Regions from separate parts of the Homo sapiens genome. Here region 2 is linked to region 1. A link is a loop called in an ENCODE intact Hi-C map of the cell type or tissue named here. Cell type or tissue: IMR-90. All regions are shown on one strand. Links, peaks and the distances in the headings refer to the core of each region. The heading gives the core; the rest is flanking DNA.

Region 1 (8,222 bases), core at 223-8,222:
GAAGAAAAGAGGTTTAATTGCCTCACAGTTCCGCAGGCTGTGCAGGAAGCATGGCTGGGGAGGCCACAGGAAGCTTACAATCATGGCGGAAGGGTGAAGTGGAAGCAAGCACCTTCTTCACATGGCAGAGCGGGAGAGCAAGAGTGAAGGGGGAAGTGCTACACACATTTAAACAACCAGATCTCCTGAGAACTCACTCACTATCATGAGAATAGCAAGGGGGAAATCCACCTCCATGATCCAGTCGCCTCCTATCAGGTCCCTCCCCCAACACTGGGAATTACAATTCAACATGAGATTTGGGTGGGGACACAGAGCCAAACCATATCCAAACCCTATTAGACCCACACTTCTTTCCCTCCCTCCTTCCCTTCCTCCCTCCCTCCCTCCCTTCCTTCCTTCTTTCTTTTCTTCTGTTAGGAAAGATTATGAAAGACTTTCAAATAGGAAAAAAAAAAATTACTGGGTTTTTTGTCCGGTACACTTTTCCAGGTTATTGCCTTTCATCGTCTTTGAGCTATTTTACAACTCTGTAAGTTGAAGAAAACTTAGATTAATGCAAATTATTCTTGCCCATGGGAGTACAAATGATTATGTCCAATGGAATGCAGTCTATCTTTACCCTGCGGATAGACCAGTTTTATTTCTGTATGTAAGTTGATTTCAGCATTCCTTATTGGCTTTATTGTGGGATTCTCTGAATACTCCTTTCAGTGGGTTGTAACATTGGACAGGTTCTATCATAAACTAACGAGTTAAATAAAACCTTTGATACATATTCATTTTATATGAGTAAAGAGTTATGATTTTTACCTTAAAAAACGATCTTTTAACATTTTCTTCCTCCTTCCCTTCCCTCCTTCCTGTTAACATTGAATAATTACTATGTGCCAAATTTGGTTCTATTACCTTTTCAAGACTTATTTCTTTTGACTTTCACAAAAACTTAGAGTAGGCAGTATATTACCTTATTTTATTTACAAATGAGAAAATTGTGACTCAGGGAGGTTAAGAAACTAACTCTGCTTGTAGGAGAGCACTGACTCATCCAGGACTGCTGACTCTGAACCACCTGGCCTGGGACTGAGGAGTTTCCAGGACACAGGACTTTTAGTACTAAAACGACGAGAGTCCTGGGCAAGCCAGGATGAGCCTATCACCCTGCATAGCTCCAGAAAGCCCAGGAAATGGACTCACCATGTTTAGCTTCAGATGTCCTGTCTTATCTCCCAAGCCCTGCCCAGTACATGCTGCTGTTTTGCTTCAGGGCTGTTGTCACCAAGTTCTTAGTGCTGTGTCTGCAAATGCCCCGGATGACTTTCACTCTTCCCTATGCTTTGCAAAATATTGGCTGCTTTATGTAGTGCTCTAGGGAGGGCTGTTCTAGCTCCTGCCCAATGCCCTGTGTCTATAGGCCTTTCCCTGCTCAGCCAGCAAAAGCCAAAGGCAGAGTTTTGTTGCTTCCTTCCCTGTGAAGATTCACTTCCTGCCCAGAGTCTGATCTGAAAGCAAAAGACTCTTGTTCAGCACAGCTTCCTGCGTAACAACATTAAACATCCCCTTGGCAACCATTATACAGGAATATTATAAGATAACTGTGCTTTCTATGCCCTAGGCTACAAGACCACATTGCAAAGTTTTGTGAAGTCTCCTTAAGTGTTGGGGGATACACAGATTTCCTAAACATCCCAAATAACCTCTGGATGGGCTGAGAGAAATAGGCCCCAGCTGTTTCTCTTATCTTTGAGGAAGAGGAATGGTGGATATTTCTATGCACTGCAGAATCCTATGGAAGTCACTTGGCTGAAAAACCGGGTTTCCCTCATATCATAGACTGTAACTGCTCTGATCCAGAAAGTGGCTGGAAATTTGCTGTTAACTTCAAAGGTTAACAGGATTAGACTCCCACCGATGAAATTCAAAGAAATGCTTTCAGAAGTAAGCAAACAGACAAAATTAATCAACCCTTTAACAACAGATTTTCTGGATTCAAGGGTGATGACTTCAAAAACAATTCAGTTAATTCTTTTTTTTTTTTTGACAGTCTCACTCCGTCGCCCAGGCTGGAGAGCAGTGGTGCGATCTTGGCTCACTGCAACCTCTGCCTCTGAGGTTCAAGCGATTCTCCTGCCTCAGCCTCCTGAGTAGCTGGGATTATAGGCAGCTGCCACCATGCCTGGCTAATTTTTGTATTTTTAGTAGAGACAGGGTTTCGCTATGTTGGTCAGGCTGGTAATTCTTAAAAGTCTGTTGCATTAATAGTGAACTCAACTTTTTAAAAAAACAGAAAGTTTTAGTGTTAAAAAATGATATTTGGGGATAAATTTTGCTTATCAATTCACTGTTTTCCAGTGACAAAAAAGTGCTTAGAAATCAACATTAAGATAACTTTTTTTTTCTGATTATAAAAATAATATATACTACTTATAGGAAATTTGGAAAACACAGAATAGAGAAGAAAATAAAAATTTTTCATAATTTCATAACCTGAAGATGGATATCTACTAGAAAAAATTGAGATCTGACTGTAAATAATTCATTGGGTTTTGCTTTTTAGCCTTGACCTTGAATTTAGCTCAAGATCACCACGTCCCAACATGACTTTTAATGGTTGCCCGGTAGTGTTTTGTGGATTTGCCATAATTTACCTAACCAATCTCTTATTGTTGGACATTTACATTGTTTCGAATCTTTTGCTTGTAAGTAACACTGAATTTACTGAGGCAGATACACCCAGTGCATCTTAGGTCCCTAGGAGGTCCTTAGCAATCCCTAGAAGGGGGATTGCTGGGTGGTCTGAGGTTTTGATTGTGAACATCAGAGACTCTACCAGTCACCTTGAAGACAGTAGGATTTATTCGAAGGATTCTTGACCTGGGAGGCGCCTTGAAACCAGGGCGCTCAGGGACTGCAGCTCCGTTCCTGGCCCAGAGTCAACCTTCCAGGATTGGCTTGGCGAAAATAGGGCGGAGCCGAGCAGGAGGACGAGGCGTGGACACTGCGGCAGGGCCACCCGGTGCAGGGAGGGATGGTGTGGTGCACTGTGACCCTCACAAATCCAAAGATCCGGCGGCCAAGGTCAGCCGCTCTCGGAGAGCCGAGATTCTTGGTGCTGGCTGGGCTGCTGGAGACAGCGGGTACCCCGTTCCTTCGGGAAGGTGGGGGACTAGGTCCCTGGCTCTCTCTACCCCATCAGAGCCTGGTGCGACGGAGGAGCGTAGCGAGAGCCCAGGCAGGTTGTAGGGCCAGACCAGGTTCTCTGTCAAGGTCCAGAACCCCCAGAACCTGCGGTCCATTGATTGCCAGGATGCCCGGCCGCGGAGCTCGCAGACACCGGCCCTGGCTGAGCATTTATTGACACAGCGCGCCCCCTAGTGGTCATTTCCCATTACCAACCCAACAGCCGCGGACGATGCTCCTTGGTTCAGCCTCTAGCCCCCCAGGTCTGGGAAGTCTGTAGATTCGCATTGTCCTGGGACCCAGGAGGCAACGGTTGAGGGTGGTCTAGGGGAATGGGAGAGTGTCTAGGCCCAACTCTGTCCCTAACTTGCCTGTGTGGCTCTGGCCACATCTCATCCCCATCTGGGTCCCACCTTGGACATCTGTGAAATGAGGAAGGTCATGCTGGCTTCACAGGTTTGGCCTGGGGGAGGGGAAGGGCTCTGAGCCTCTGCTCCCCTTGCCCACTTTCGGTAGGCTTGGGACCCAGGGTTGGCTGGAGCAGGCATGTGCAGTGTGGTCAGAAGATTCCAGGCCACTGGGTTTGGGGTACCATAAAATGTACAAATTCAGAGGCAGGCCCTCCTCCACTATGAAGATCACTCTTCCTACCTTAGGGTAAACAGGTTCCAAGCAGAGGAGGTGACCAGGGTGGCCAAGAGCTCAGAGCCAGGCCCTCTTGAAGGTTGGAGCGACAGAGATTGTCTCATCTGGAGGTGTCTTGGGGATGGGGAGGCTTCTTGGAGAAGGAAGTAGTGAACAGATCTCATGGGCTCCAGGGATTGAACAACCGTGAGTTCAGGGAGCAGGTACTTCAGACAGGTGGGAAAACAGCTTAAAAACCAGCTGGAAGGGGTGGCATTGGCAGGAATGGCTGAGTAAGGAGCACTTCTCCCCGAGAAAAGCAATGAGAATACTGGCCAAAATTGTCAAAACCAACTTTTTCAGAACTCTGAAAACTAATTAAAAACTTGCAATAATCCAGGGTGTACCTATTTTTTTTTAAAACAGCTAAATATTGGTAAGAACAGTGAGCTTGATGGCATTGTCCTTTTTTTTTTTTTAATAGAGACTGGGTCTCACTATGTTGCCCAGGCTGGTCTCAAACTCCTATATTCAAGCAATCCTCCCTCCTCAGCCTCCTAAAGTGTTGGGATTACAGGCATGAGCCACCACACCTGGCAGAGCTTGATGGCATTTTAACTTGCCCTAGTCCCATCCCCTTCTCCCGAGACCTGTGGTAGCCTTGAAACCCAGTGGATTCATAATCATGGTGAAAACCAGCAGTCTAGAGACAAACAGATCAGAACAGGGTTGGAGCTTCTGCAAAGTCCAATTCCCAGATAACTGTCATTATTCAACTTGTCTGGTAGTTCCCTGGAAGAAACTCCACTTGCAAGGCTGTGTTCTTTTGACCTGACTTGATACCCATTCAATACACACAGCCTTTTCTCTGAGGTTATTTGTTGAAAGTAATCAGTGGCAATTGTTTAACGTTGCAGCTGCCTGAGGCAGTGATAGTGGCTGGGGCAAATAAGAAGCTAAAAAAGATTTTAAAAGGAAAAGTTAAGGAATGAGCTGTCCATAGAGGCTTTGAAAAGCTTTGGCATATTCCTAGGAATCTATAAATGTCCCCTTTTCTGTAAGTTCCTCTGATGATGGTGGTGGTGGTGTGTGTGTGCTTGTGTGTGTGTATGTGTATTTGTGTGTGCATGTGCATGCCTGTATGCATGTTTATATGTTTGTGCATGTGTGTGTGTTTCACAAGTGCTCTCTCAGCTCTAAAAATGGAAGAATCTCAAAGGTTTTCTTTCTCTTTTTTTGAGACAGGATCTCACTCTGTCACCCAGGCTGGAGTGTAGTGGTGCGTTCAGAGCTCACTGCAGCCTTGATCTCCCAGGCTGAAGTGATTCTCCTATCTCAGCCTCCCAAGTAGCTGGGACCACAGGTGCCTGCCACCATGCCTGGCTAATTAATTTTTTTTTGGTAGAGATAGGGTCTCCCTATGTTGCCCAGGCTAAAGATTTTTCTTTATTTAGGTATAAAAAAATACAGTACTTGTCATGCACCAGTTTGGCCAATATATAGACATTATCTGTAGAGCAATTACTACAATTATAGAAAATAGAAGGTTACAGGAATTGTTTTTCCAACTAAAAAACCTGAATTAATATTGTTAACCTAAATAACAACCTGCTTATTATGCAAAAACCCTTATTCTATATGTCTGTGAGAGCTAGAAACTTGTAAGTATCATTAGTAAAAAAATCATTATAAGAAGCTAGTTATTGGTTAAAACAAACAAGTCAGTGTTATCTACAATCCCTTGCAGTGTGAGGGGCTTTGCCCAGAGTGGGAACCTCGGTCCATGACGAAGGGTGAGCTTGGTGTCTCCTTCCCTGCCCCTCTCTGTTGACTGATGCCACTTCTCCAAGGTGTGTTTGCAGTGAAACGTTCCAGTGGAAGATGCATGGGTGACCACAGAGGTTGGGCAGGGCAGGGCCTTGCCTTCTGCAAGGTGTGCCTGAGGGTCAGTTCCCTGAGATGTGACAACAGCGAGGTGTAAAGACACATGGCTCGGCTCCGTCATGCAGTCATGAGTGGGTTTGGACATTGTCCAGTTTTGCTAAAGGCCACATCTTGGGTTCCTCTAAACCAAGGGATAAGGAGTAGACAGAGAAAAGAAAGAGAGCATGGATTGGCGACCAGGTGAGGCAGAGAAGGGGAGACGTCTTCTGCTCCGGGAACATCTGCCCCTTCTCAGGCAAAACTGGAGGGGTGCTGAGGAGTCTCAAAGCAAGGTCTCAGCTCTTCCAGGCCTTCTCCAGAGGGGGTGGGTGTGGAGGTGGCCCTCACCCTGTGATCTGTCACTCCTGATCTCCACTGCCCCTCCAGAATGAATTCACAGTTGCTTCAAAGTTTAATAAGCCATTTCCCTGAATGTGGTTCAGTGCTCAGTACAGCACAGTTACTGGCATGGCAGGCCAGTGAGGTCACTTCAGGACCCAAGGTCAGGAGCTGCCATGGGGCCCCTTCCTCCCTCTTGACAGGCCTGGAGAGGGGTTGGGGAGTGGTGGGGCACTTGGAGTGGAGTATGGAGTTGGAGCAGGGCTAGGGCTCCCGAGAGAGGGCATGATGGTCAGTCTCCCTTGGGAATGGGCTGCAGAGAATCCTGCCCCACAAGTCAAGCTGTCCAGGCCTTTGCCTCCAGGCAGATAGGCACCAGGACCTCACCAGCCTTACCAGGGCGTTCAGGGACCCTAGAAAAAGACCCTGCAGCAGTTAAACACAGTCTGTTTTGCTTTGCAGCCTTGGGGAGCCAGAGGAAGTCTTTGAGTTAGACGGCGGTCTGTGGGTGACAGGGTTATGTGGATGTCTGAGCCCAGACAGAACACCAGCCTGGATTTGCCAGCATTTGAGAATAGTCATCACTGACATATATTCCTGGATATTTCAGGAACCTGGAGTTTGCTATCCCAAGGCTGATGAGGTCTCTGGGACCCACGAGGAAGGGGTGCTGGGCTGGGGAGTCACTGCCATTTTTGGAGGCTGTGGTGCCTGGCGTCTGACTGGCCTGGGCTGCAGGGGGTTTGGGTCCCCAGGCCCAGAGTGACCTCGGCCGCCTAATACAGCAGCTCCTCCCGGGGGTCCGAGCCGTACAGCTCAGCCAGCATCTTAAACCTGGGTCCCCAGTCGTTAAGGAAGTCGTAATCCACGTCAGAGTCGGATGAGTCGGTGCCCAGGGAGCTGAGGGACTCGGCTATGGACTCGGAGCCCTCGTAGCCGTAGATGTGCAGCGTGTCGTAGGGGGGGCCGTCGCCGTCGTGGTCCGCCTCGTCCTTCTTCACCTCGATCATGGCTGCCATCTCCCCGGGCCCTCCGTGTGCCCCAGGCGCGTGCCTCGGTGGCTTCTGCACCTGCGCATAGAGGGAAGGCCGGGCGTCCAGCGCGGGCCGCGGGGGCTTGGCCCCGCCGCGGCGCACCGAGTTGAGCACCGACACATCGTAGCTGGTGGTGTCCATCTCGCCGCCGCCCTCCTCGTCGTAGGTGACCAGCTGCTCGTGGATCTCCGGCACGCTCTTGCCGTGCGCGCGGGCCTGCTTCCGGAGCCGCCGCCGCAGGAAGATGAGCAGGGTGATCACTGCAGCCAGGGAGCCGAGCAGCAGAGTCAGACAAGGCTGGGGGCCTGGGCGGCCCCCCATGCCCCCATCCCCACTGCCCCCTGCAACCCCACCCCCACGCCCTCCCAGCATGCCCATCCCTTTGGCCCCCCCTTCCCCTGCAACCCCATCCTTTTGGCCCCCCTTCCCCTGCAACCCCATCCCCGCCGTTCCCCCATACCCCCATCCCCGCCATCCCCCTACACCCCACACCCCGTCCCTGCCGCTCCCCCGCATACTCATCCCCACCTCGCCCGACACTCCCACCGCTGCCGTTCCCCCACACCCAGGGGCAGGTGCGGATGCTCAGCCTGTGGGAATCTCTGAGGGGTGTGGCTATGTGAGGGTCTTGGATCCCTAAGGAGGGGTAGACCTTGAAGTGCAGAGAGCTTCTAAAATTAGGCTCAGGCCTTCTAGCTTTGAGTTACTGAACAAACTACTATATACATAAGTAAAGCTGGGATGCCCTGGAAGGCAGCCCTGCCCCCCAGCCTCAGTTTCCTTGTCTGTAAAATGGAAATGATGACCTCCCTGCTCTGTTTATATTTGGGAGGATGGTTGTGAGGTCAAATGCAATTCTATTTGTGGTGGGGATGCCATCATCATCATTAATTATTAATAAAGGAGAAATCTCTGCTGGAGAAGTCCCAGAAGTCGGGCATACCGAGGCCACTCTCAGGAGGGCTACAGGCAGGAGAGGCCTGGAATCTGTATTGCAGGTGCCCCGTGGCTGTATCCAGGCCTTGCCGTGAGTGCCAGGGTGATCTCTAATCACCTGAGGGCTTCCTCTGGAGGATCAGCCCCTGCTGCGTCTCATGGCGAGTGAAATGCAGGATACAGTAC
Region 2 (8,396 bases), core at 307-8,306, 110 kb before region 1:
GGGCAGGTGTCTTGCTAGTGGCTCTTCCCTAAGCGTGCGGAAGTATCTTTTCTGTAAGTCCCTGCAAACCTCCCTCACGCCTGCCTAATCCAAATTGGGCCCCTGGCTGGGGGAGGCCCTGCACTGATTGACTTAGCTTGGCTTCCTGAACGCATTGCTGGAACTAGGGGAGACGACTTCCTTTAGACCGATTGTGCCTACCCTAAAGCTTGGAAGCTTGGGGTGGGGTGAGGTTTCCCTGAAGCCCTTGGGTCTGTGGATGGACCCTGAATAAAGAATGGGCTACTTTTAAGGAGGTAAGCGGAGAGGAGGCAGGGAGGCAGCCTGTGGACACAAAGTTGTCACCTGAACTTGTAGTGCCTGAGTTTTGTTGCCTGGGAGTCCCCTCTGCAATGCTGTAGGATTTCCTTCCCACTCCTCCAGCCTCCCACGCAGCTTCTCCAGGTTTTCTGGGAGTCCTGGCCGTCCCACAGGTTGGTCTGCCCTGGCCTCTGTGCTGCAGTCTGCTCAGGCCCCGCTGCTGTTCTCCGTCCACTCTCCCGCTCCTCTGTCAAATACTCTTCTCTTCTGAGGACATGGGGGTGGTCTCAGAGACTAGGGGAGAATGTCCCTCTCCAGTTGGTGCCATGCCTTGCTGTTAGGGCCCCAAGACAGGGCTACTTGTGCCCTTGGCCTCCCAGAGTGCCTGCCTCACTCTTCCAGCCTCTTACTTCCTTCCATGCTCATCCCCTCGTGGGACTGGAGTCAGCCCCTCCCTGCCCCCTCCCCACTGAGAGCCTCCCATTGCACATGGCTCAGGTACGGCCACTCCCCCATGGCCAGTCTTGCCGAACCCAGCTCTGAGCGGGACCCACATGGAGCCACTAGTGGAATGGAGGATGTTAAAGGGAGAATTCCTCTGCTAGGCCTGTGAGGGTTGTCTGCCTGCTGATGGGCTTGTGCCCTCCAGCTGTGTCCATTCCTGCTCTCTCTTTCCTGTTCATTTCCTCCCAGGGCACAGGAAACCCACAGGAATACCAGGAATAGATGCCAGATTTCTCCTTCACCCTGGCTCGTTCTTCCTTCCCACTTTCTTGCCTTTTTTTCTTTCTTTTAAAGTTAACATTTAAAATGTGTAGTAGGCCGGGCGCAGTGGCTCATGCCTGTAATCCCAGCACTTTGGGAGGCCGAGGCGGGTGGATCATTTGAGGTCAGGAGTTCGAGACCAGCCTGGCCAACATAGTGAAACCCCGTGTCTACTAAAAATACAAAAATTAGCCAGGCATGGTGGCGCACACCTGTAGTCCCAGCTACTCAGGAGGCTGAGGCAGGAGAATCGCTTGAACCTAGGAGGCGGAGATTGCTGTGAGCTGAGATCACGCCACTGCACTCCAGCCTGGGCGACAGAGTGAAACTCTGTCTTAAAAAAATAAAAAATAGACCATCCTGGCTAACACGGTGAAACCCTGTCTCTACTAAAAATACAAAAAATTAGCCCGGCGTGGTGGCGGGTGCCTGTAGTCCCAGCTACTCGGGAGGCTGAGGCAGGAGAATGGCGTGAACCTGGGGGGCGGAGCTTGCAGTGAGCCAAGATCACACTACTGCACTCCAGCCTGGGCGACAGAGCGACACTACGTCTCAAAAAATAAAAAAAAAAAATAAATAAAAACTAAAATATGTAGTAATGCTCCCCAACTCCCACTGCTGATTTGAGAAGTAATGTGTTGTTAAAATTTGGAAAATACAAAAAGGTATAAAGAAAAAAAGAAAAGTCTCATGTAGTCCTGCAGCTTGAGAAAAGCACTTTTTACATTTTGATATTTTTCTTTCCCACCTTTCCAAGATGCATTGGTGAATACTTTTGGAAATGTGGTTGGGATATACACAGTTTTAGATCCTGTTGCTTTCACTGAACATTAGATTTGAAATTTTTCCATGCCATTAAATATTATTTTACAATATCATCCTTCAGTTACTGCGTGAATTTTCTGTTATATAGATTTACCAAGATTTAGTTTTTTATTGGTTTAAACAGTGCCGCGGTGAGCATCATGATTATTTTCACAAAATAAATTTTTTTGTTTTGTTTGAGTCAGGGGTCTCACTCTGTTGCCCAGGCTGGAGTGCAGTGGCATGATCATGACCCACTACAGCCTTAAACCCCTGGGCTCAAGTGATCCACCTGCCTCAGTTTCCCGAGTAGCTAGGACCATAGGCATGCGCCACCACCCCTAGTTAATTTTTTTGTAGTTTTTGTAGAGATGGGGGTCTTTCCATGTTGCCCAGGCAGATCTTGAACTTCTGGCCTCAAGTGATCCTCCCACCTCACCCTCCCAAAGTGCTGGGATTACAGGCATAAGCCACCACCCTGGTCCACAAAATAAATTTCTAGAAGTGAAATTGGTTTGCTGATTCATTGCCTAACCTGAGCACTGTCTCTGTTCTCAGGGTACAAGCTTTAAAGTCCCTTTCTCTGCTTAGAGTTCCAATCCCAAGTGAATTCTCCCATCACTCCGTGCCATGGCCCTTGCAGCATTGTGCCATAAGCCGCTCCCAGGCAGCAGGAGGTCGGGAATGCTTAGGGTCCTTGTCACTGCATGTCCAGTATTGCACGGATCACACTGTGCCCTGGTACCCTTGGTGACTCCTTTCATTGAGAGCCGTCTCAAGATCCTTTTGGGGGAATTGCATAGCCCAGAAGTTTTCTCTTAGGTGAATAAGCCCTTACAACTCTCATTGCAGTGGGAAGATGCCAGAAGTGGACTATGTAGTTCTGTCGGAATGGTTTGACTGGATCTTGAGGAACATGGACGTGTCTGTTGATTTGATAGGTGAGATGCACCCCTCCCACCTCCCTCTCTTGTCTCTCTCCTGGGTCCCTTGAGGATGTGCTTGGCTGGGCCCCAACCCTTGGGGGCAGTGGGTGAGGCACTTGCCCTTGGCAGTTCCTTCCCCATGGGAGTTCAGCTTTCTCCCTGAGGGCAGACAGAATTCGGGACTTCTGGTCTCTCATGGAGAAGAACCCTGGCCTTTGTTCTTTAAACTTCCCTCCCTGGCTCAGCTACTTTCAGACCCAAATCCACTGTGATCTGATGGGTTTTTCTAGTTTGCAAAGGAACAGGAAGGACAGAGCCTGAACATTCACTGAGACCTGCTGGGTGTGAGGCCTGTTTTGAGCTCTGTCTATGAACAGAATCCCATTCAGCCTCAAAACGACCCCACGGGGCCGCTGACACTGAAAGAGAATGAAAGTCGAGGCGGAGGGTCAGTGGTCAAGCCAAGAGCTGGCCCTCCCTGCTTCCTGCTCGAGCTGTGCAGACCTTCCTCCCGCCTTTGCCTGTGTGCCTGCTTTGCTTCCAAGCCATGAGCAGAGTCCTGAGAGCCACGTATTCTTTTAACCTCAGTTTACCTTCGGACCAATCCTGAGACTTGTTACCAGAGGTTAAAGAAGAGATGCAGGGAAGAGGAGAAGGTCATTCCGCTGGTAAGAGGCCTCTTTGACTTGGTTAAAGACAAACTGGGAAACCACCTCTGTCCAACCCGGCTTCCTCTCCCGGCCCCACCCCCATGAGATCATTGTGCCCTTGTTTGCAGAGAGAGAACAGGAACCAAGTGTATCAGAGGGTGAACTCTGACTTCCTGTTTGGCCAGAGACCCACGTGGATGTCCAGATCTGCTTGGCTTCCTGTGGTCGCTGACTCACAGTTTGGCAACCCTCCTGCTTGGAGGCGTTCCCCTCCCCTCCCCACCTGCCCCTCCCCATCTTGGCAGCACCAGGGCTTGTCTGTTCTGCCTCCTGAAGATTGCCTGGCCTTGTGCTCTCTGTGTCCTCCCTAGAATGCGAGTTCCAGGAGGGCAGGACCCAGCCCTCTTGTTCACTGCTGCATCCCTAGTGCTTAGCACAGTGCCCGGCACGGAGGCGGTGCTCATGCTTAGTGGTGTTTGCCCACTGGAGAGATGCCATGCCCTTCTGAGTTCTGCTCAGGCCACACTGACTCTCATGGGGACTCTGCCAGTATAGGCCCGGGCTGTGCATCTCGCCCTGGCCCTTCCCTCCTTGCATCTCCCTTCAAAATCTGGCCTCCAGGCTGCCGCCCGGCTGATATTTCCAATACTCATCACCACTCGTGCAATTTCCCAGCCCAGAACCTTTCAGTGCCTTGCTGCTGGCTAGAATGCAGTCCCCACTTTGTAATACGGCTTATGACCCGGCCCCAACTGCCTCTCTGGCGTTATCATCCTCCATTCCCTACTTTCTATGCTCTGGCTATAAGGAACTAGTTGTGGCCACACACAAACAACCACATACACAGTGGAGTTATGCAAATGTGCCTTTGCACAGTCGTTTCCTTTGTCTTTAAAGTGTTACTCAGATGTCACCTCCTCCAGGAAGCCACCCCTGACCTTCCTTCCATTGTAACCCCCCCCAAACCCACCCCCTGGCTTTCTGTGATCATGGGCCTTAGGACAGCATACTGACACTATTTGTTTATACCTTTGTTCCCCATCCCTCACTAATGTGAGCTTTTTAAGATTGGGTCTTATTCCCTCCGTGTCCTCTGCATGTGCCTTGGGGCCTGGTGCCTAGTAGTTGCTCAGTTAGTATTGAACTGAATGTCCCATGTGAGAAGCTGCCACTGGAGGGAGACAGAGGCTGGGCAAGCATTCAGTGGGGTGTCAGGGGCTCTGAGCTCAGGATAGGCTGGACTGGGGGCCCTGGGAAGCCTATCCAACTCCTGAAATCCTGCTCAGCCTTGTTTTTCCTTGGTGCCAGCACGATGCATTCCTGCCACGAGGGCCCAGGCGTCACTCTGGGCAGCTCCTTTGAAATCTTGGAGACAAGAATGCTAGGAAGATGGAATGTGGTGGAATGGGGCCAGGCTGGACCATGCTGTGATGCGCACAGCAGCTCTGTGCAGTGACCCAGATGCTCCCCAAGCCTGGGGGCCGTCCAAGCCGTGATCCAAGCCATTGTCTTAAGGGTTTGACCAGGTCCATGGGACACATCTGGCTCCTATTGCCAAGGGAGAGCTGGGCAGGAGATGTAAAGGCTGCTGCAGAGTTGACACGCGAGCCTCTGGGATGGCGAGTGGAATCTGTGTGAGGAGCCATCCCACTCTGTGCCTGGGAGAGCACGAGTATCTGCTCTGCCTGGCATGCAGGCCCCATGGCTCAGGAGGGCCTGTGCCCCTTTTCCCTTGGGCTCCGCTGCATCAGGCTTTCTGCAGTTGGTGGTCTTTATAGTCTGGAGGGTCTATAGGTTACGAGTTGTTGAGGGGGTAGAAGGGCAATGGGTGAGGGTCACAGTCCTCTTGGTGGCAAGACAGAGCGGAGGGTTTAGAGGCTGCCCAGGGCTGGGCCCCTGCCTGAAGGAACTGAGGCCCTGCTGCTGCAAAAGTGGCAGTAAATGGGAGAAGCCAGGTGTGGGTCCTGCCTTTTTTTTTTTTTTTAGTATTTATTGATCATTCTTGGGTGTTTCTCGGAGAGGGGGATTTGGCAGGGTCATAGGACAATAGTGGAGGGAAGGTCAGCAGATAAACATGTGAACAAAGGTCTCTGGTTTTCCTAGGCAGAGGGCCCTGCCGCCTTCCGCAGTGTTTGTGTCCCTGGGTACTTGAGATTAGGGAATGGTGATGACTCTTAATGAGTATGCTACCTTCAAGCATCTGTTTAACAAAGCACATCTTGCATCGCCCTTAATCCATTTAACCCTTAGTGGACACAGCACACGTTTCAGAGAGCACGGGGTTGGGGGTAAGGTTATAGACTAACAGCATCCCAAGGCAGAAGAATTTTTCTTAGTACAGAACAAAATGGAGTCTCCTATGTCTACTTCTTTCTACACAGACACAGTAACAATCTGATCTTTCTTTTCCCCACATTTCCCCCTTTTCTATTAGACAAAACCGCCATCGTCATCATGGCCCGTTCTCAATGAGCTATTGGGTACACCTCCCAGACGGGGTGGTGGCCGGGCAGAGGGGCTCCTCACTTCCCAGACTGAGCGGCCGGGCAGAGGGGTCCTCACATCCTAGACGATGGGCGGCCAGGCAGAGACACTCCTCACTTCCTAGACGGGGTGGCAGCCGGGCAGAGGCTGCAATCTCGGCACTTTGGGAGGCCAAGGCAGGCGGCTGGGAGGTGGAGGTTGTAGCGAGCCGAGATCACGCCACTGCACTCCAGCCTGGGCAACATTGAGCACTGAGTGAACCAGACTCCGTCTGCAATCCCGGCACCTCGGGAGGCCGAGGCTGGCGGATCACTCGCGGTTAGGAGCTGGAGACCAGCCCGGCCAACACAGCGAAACCCCGTCTCCACCAAAAAATACGAAAACCAGTCAGGCATGGCGGTGCGCGCCTGCAATCCCAGGCACTTGGCAGGCTGAGGCAGGAGAATCAGGCAGGGAGGTTGCAGTGAGTCGAGTTGGCGGCAGTACAGTCCAGCCTCGGCTGGGCATCAGAGGGAAACCGTGCAAAGGGGAGAGGGAGAGGGGGAGGGGGAGGGGGTCCTGCCTTTTGCCTTGGCTTTGATTCAGGCGCCAGGGGAAGGGCCAGTGTTTGTGCCCACGAACCCCCAGTGGAGCAGAGCAGGGTGGCTGGTGACACTTGTGCTGTTTTGCTCAGCCTGGCCACCGAGTGTGTGGCTGCGTCTGCCGCTGTCCACTTGAGCCAGGTTTGCTCTTGCAGGGTTCCTTTGTCTGAGTCACTGCCCATGGTCATTGACTACTTTGACCCCCTCTGCTTGACACCCTTGGTAGGTGGGGTCTGCTCTGTCCACTCCCGACAGACTGCTTGTGTTTCCCTGGCAGGAATACCTGGAAGCAATTCACCATCTCCATGAGGAGTGGCTCATCAAAGGCAGCCTTTTCCCCATGGCAGCCCCTGTTCTGGTAAGTAAGACTCCCTTACAGGGTACGAGACTGTTCTAGAAAGAGGAGTGACCCGGGGAATGTCAGCCACCTTGCAGACAGGGGAGGGCACAGTCCTTTAGAGTTTGACAACTTAGAAGAAGGAAGGTGGGAAGGCTGGTGCTCTCTCTCCCAGTGCCTGTTTCTGGGCTGAGTCTCAGAGTGAGTTGGCCAGACCCGAGGGAAGGCAGTCTGTGCCAGTGCCATCACACCTGGCAGTTGTCACTGATCCAGCATCTTCAGCGAAGACTCTAGACCCGGGTCTCAGTTTTCACCATTTGGGATAGTAGTTCCTCTGATGTGACCTTCCTCCTTCCGTGGATGACACAGAGCCTCATTTCACCTTTGTTTGGTGACTCAGGTCATCAGAAGGAATGTCATTGTCTGGTCTGGGCTGTCACACAGTGATGCCCTTAGGAATGCTGAGGTGTGTGGAACTGTCTGCCCTGCCCACTAATGTCTCTGCGTTCCTGTGTTTACTTTTTACAGTAATCCTCCTTTCTCTTGCTGCCATGTGTCATTTCTGACTGATATTGATGTGTCTGTCCCGTCAGCATTTCCTTACTTCCCCATCTCCTTGTTTTCCAGTTTGCTGTTTCCAGATTTCTTTACTCAGACAAATAAGCAGTGGCCCAGATGCTCCCAAGAAATGCGGAGTCTGGGGTCCCTCCGAGTCTTGATTGGAGGGAACCTAAGATGGTTACATATACAACATGGGATTGGCTGTGAGGCAGGGTTGTGCGCAAGCTTTGGTGCATGGCTATAGGAGCATTGTTTGATGGGATGTGAGGCAGGGCTGTGCATGAGCTTTTGTGCGTGGCCATAGGAATATCTGTTTGGGCTCAAACACTTCTGCTTATGGCTCTTGCAGGCAGTGAGGTTGCCGGAAAGTGAGATATTACTGTAGTAATTTTTTGTTTGTTTGTTTTTGAGACAGAGCCTCACTCTGTTGCCCAGACTGGAATGCAGTGACGCAATCTCGGCTCGCTGCAACCTCTGCCTCCTGGGTTCAAATGATTCTCTTGCCTCAGCCTCCTGAATAGCTGGGACTACAGGCGCATGCCACCATGCCTGGATAATTTTTTATATTTTTCGTAGAGATGGGATTTTGCCACGTTGGCCAAGCTGGTCTCAAACTCCTGGCCTCAAGTGATCTGCCTGCCTCGGCCTCCCAAAATTCTGGGATCACAGGCGTGAGCCACTGCACCCGGCCTACTGTAGTAGATTTTTAAATAAGTACAGCTTATTTTTCTCCCTCATTATGGAAAAAAAGGAGGGTAGAAAGTGATGAGGGAAAAAAACAAATCATTCATGAGCTTACAGGGTCTCACTGTGTTGCCCAGGCTGGTCTCAAACTCCTGGGCTCGTGTAATCTTCAGGTCTCAGCCTCCCAAAGTGCTTGGATAATAGACATGAGCCACCATACCTAGCTCTTGTAGTACATTCTTAAGTGAAAACCTCATTGGAAATGTAGATTGCCCTAGAGCTGAAAGCGATTTGGCTCTAACCT

Evidence for each region. A loop is a pair of places that touch in the nucleus more often than their neighbours do. Peaks named below come from ENCODE experiments on the same cell type or tissue, not always from the same donor. Only the 100,000 strongest peaks of a DNase experiment are listed, where the experiment ranks them.
Region 2: it touches region 1 in a loop (10-fold over the local background); 13 of 110 quality-filtered maps call a loop at or near these places.

Annotation. Positions count from the first base shown.
Region 1 is chr16:66,401,790-66,410,011 of GRCh38, reverse strand. CDH5 (cadherin 5) reads right to left here. Exons shown (of 12, transcript NM_001795.5): 12 at 5,228-7,360. The coding sequence ends at 6,843. It overlaps LINC00920 (long intergenic non-protein coding RNA 920), which reads right to left and starts at 1,488. Exons shown (of 2, transcript NR_046242.1): 1 at 1,198-1,488. RefSeq lists an enhancer at 3,431-3,500 and a silencer at 3,212-3,506. In IMR-90, for the core only: a CTCF peak has its summit at 3,373 (motif pointing left); DNase peaks (open chromatin) are centred at 631, 1,041 and 1,501; H3K4me3 peaks cover 1,044 bases; H3K27ac peaks cover 519 bases; H3K27me3 peaks cover 1,727 bases.
Region 2 is chr16:66,512,203-66,520,598 of GRCh38, reverse strand. TK2 (thymidine kinase 2) reads left to right here. Exons shown (of 10, transcript NM_004614.5): 7 at 2,722-2,810; 8 at 3,384-3,463; 9 at 6,788-6,868. Among named protein-coding and RNA genes, the nearest start is that of TK2, 34 kb to the left of the region's middle. RefSeq lists enhancers at 71-571, 7,370-8,345, 8,346-8,396. In IMR-90, for the core only: a CTCF peak has its summit at 4,631 (motif pointing right); a DNase peak (open chromatin) is centred at 3,638; H3K27ac peaks cover 2,074 bases.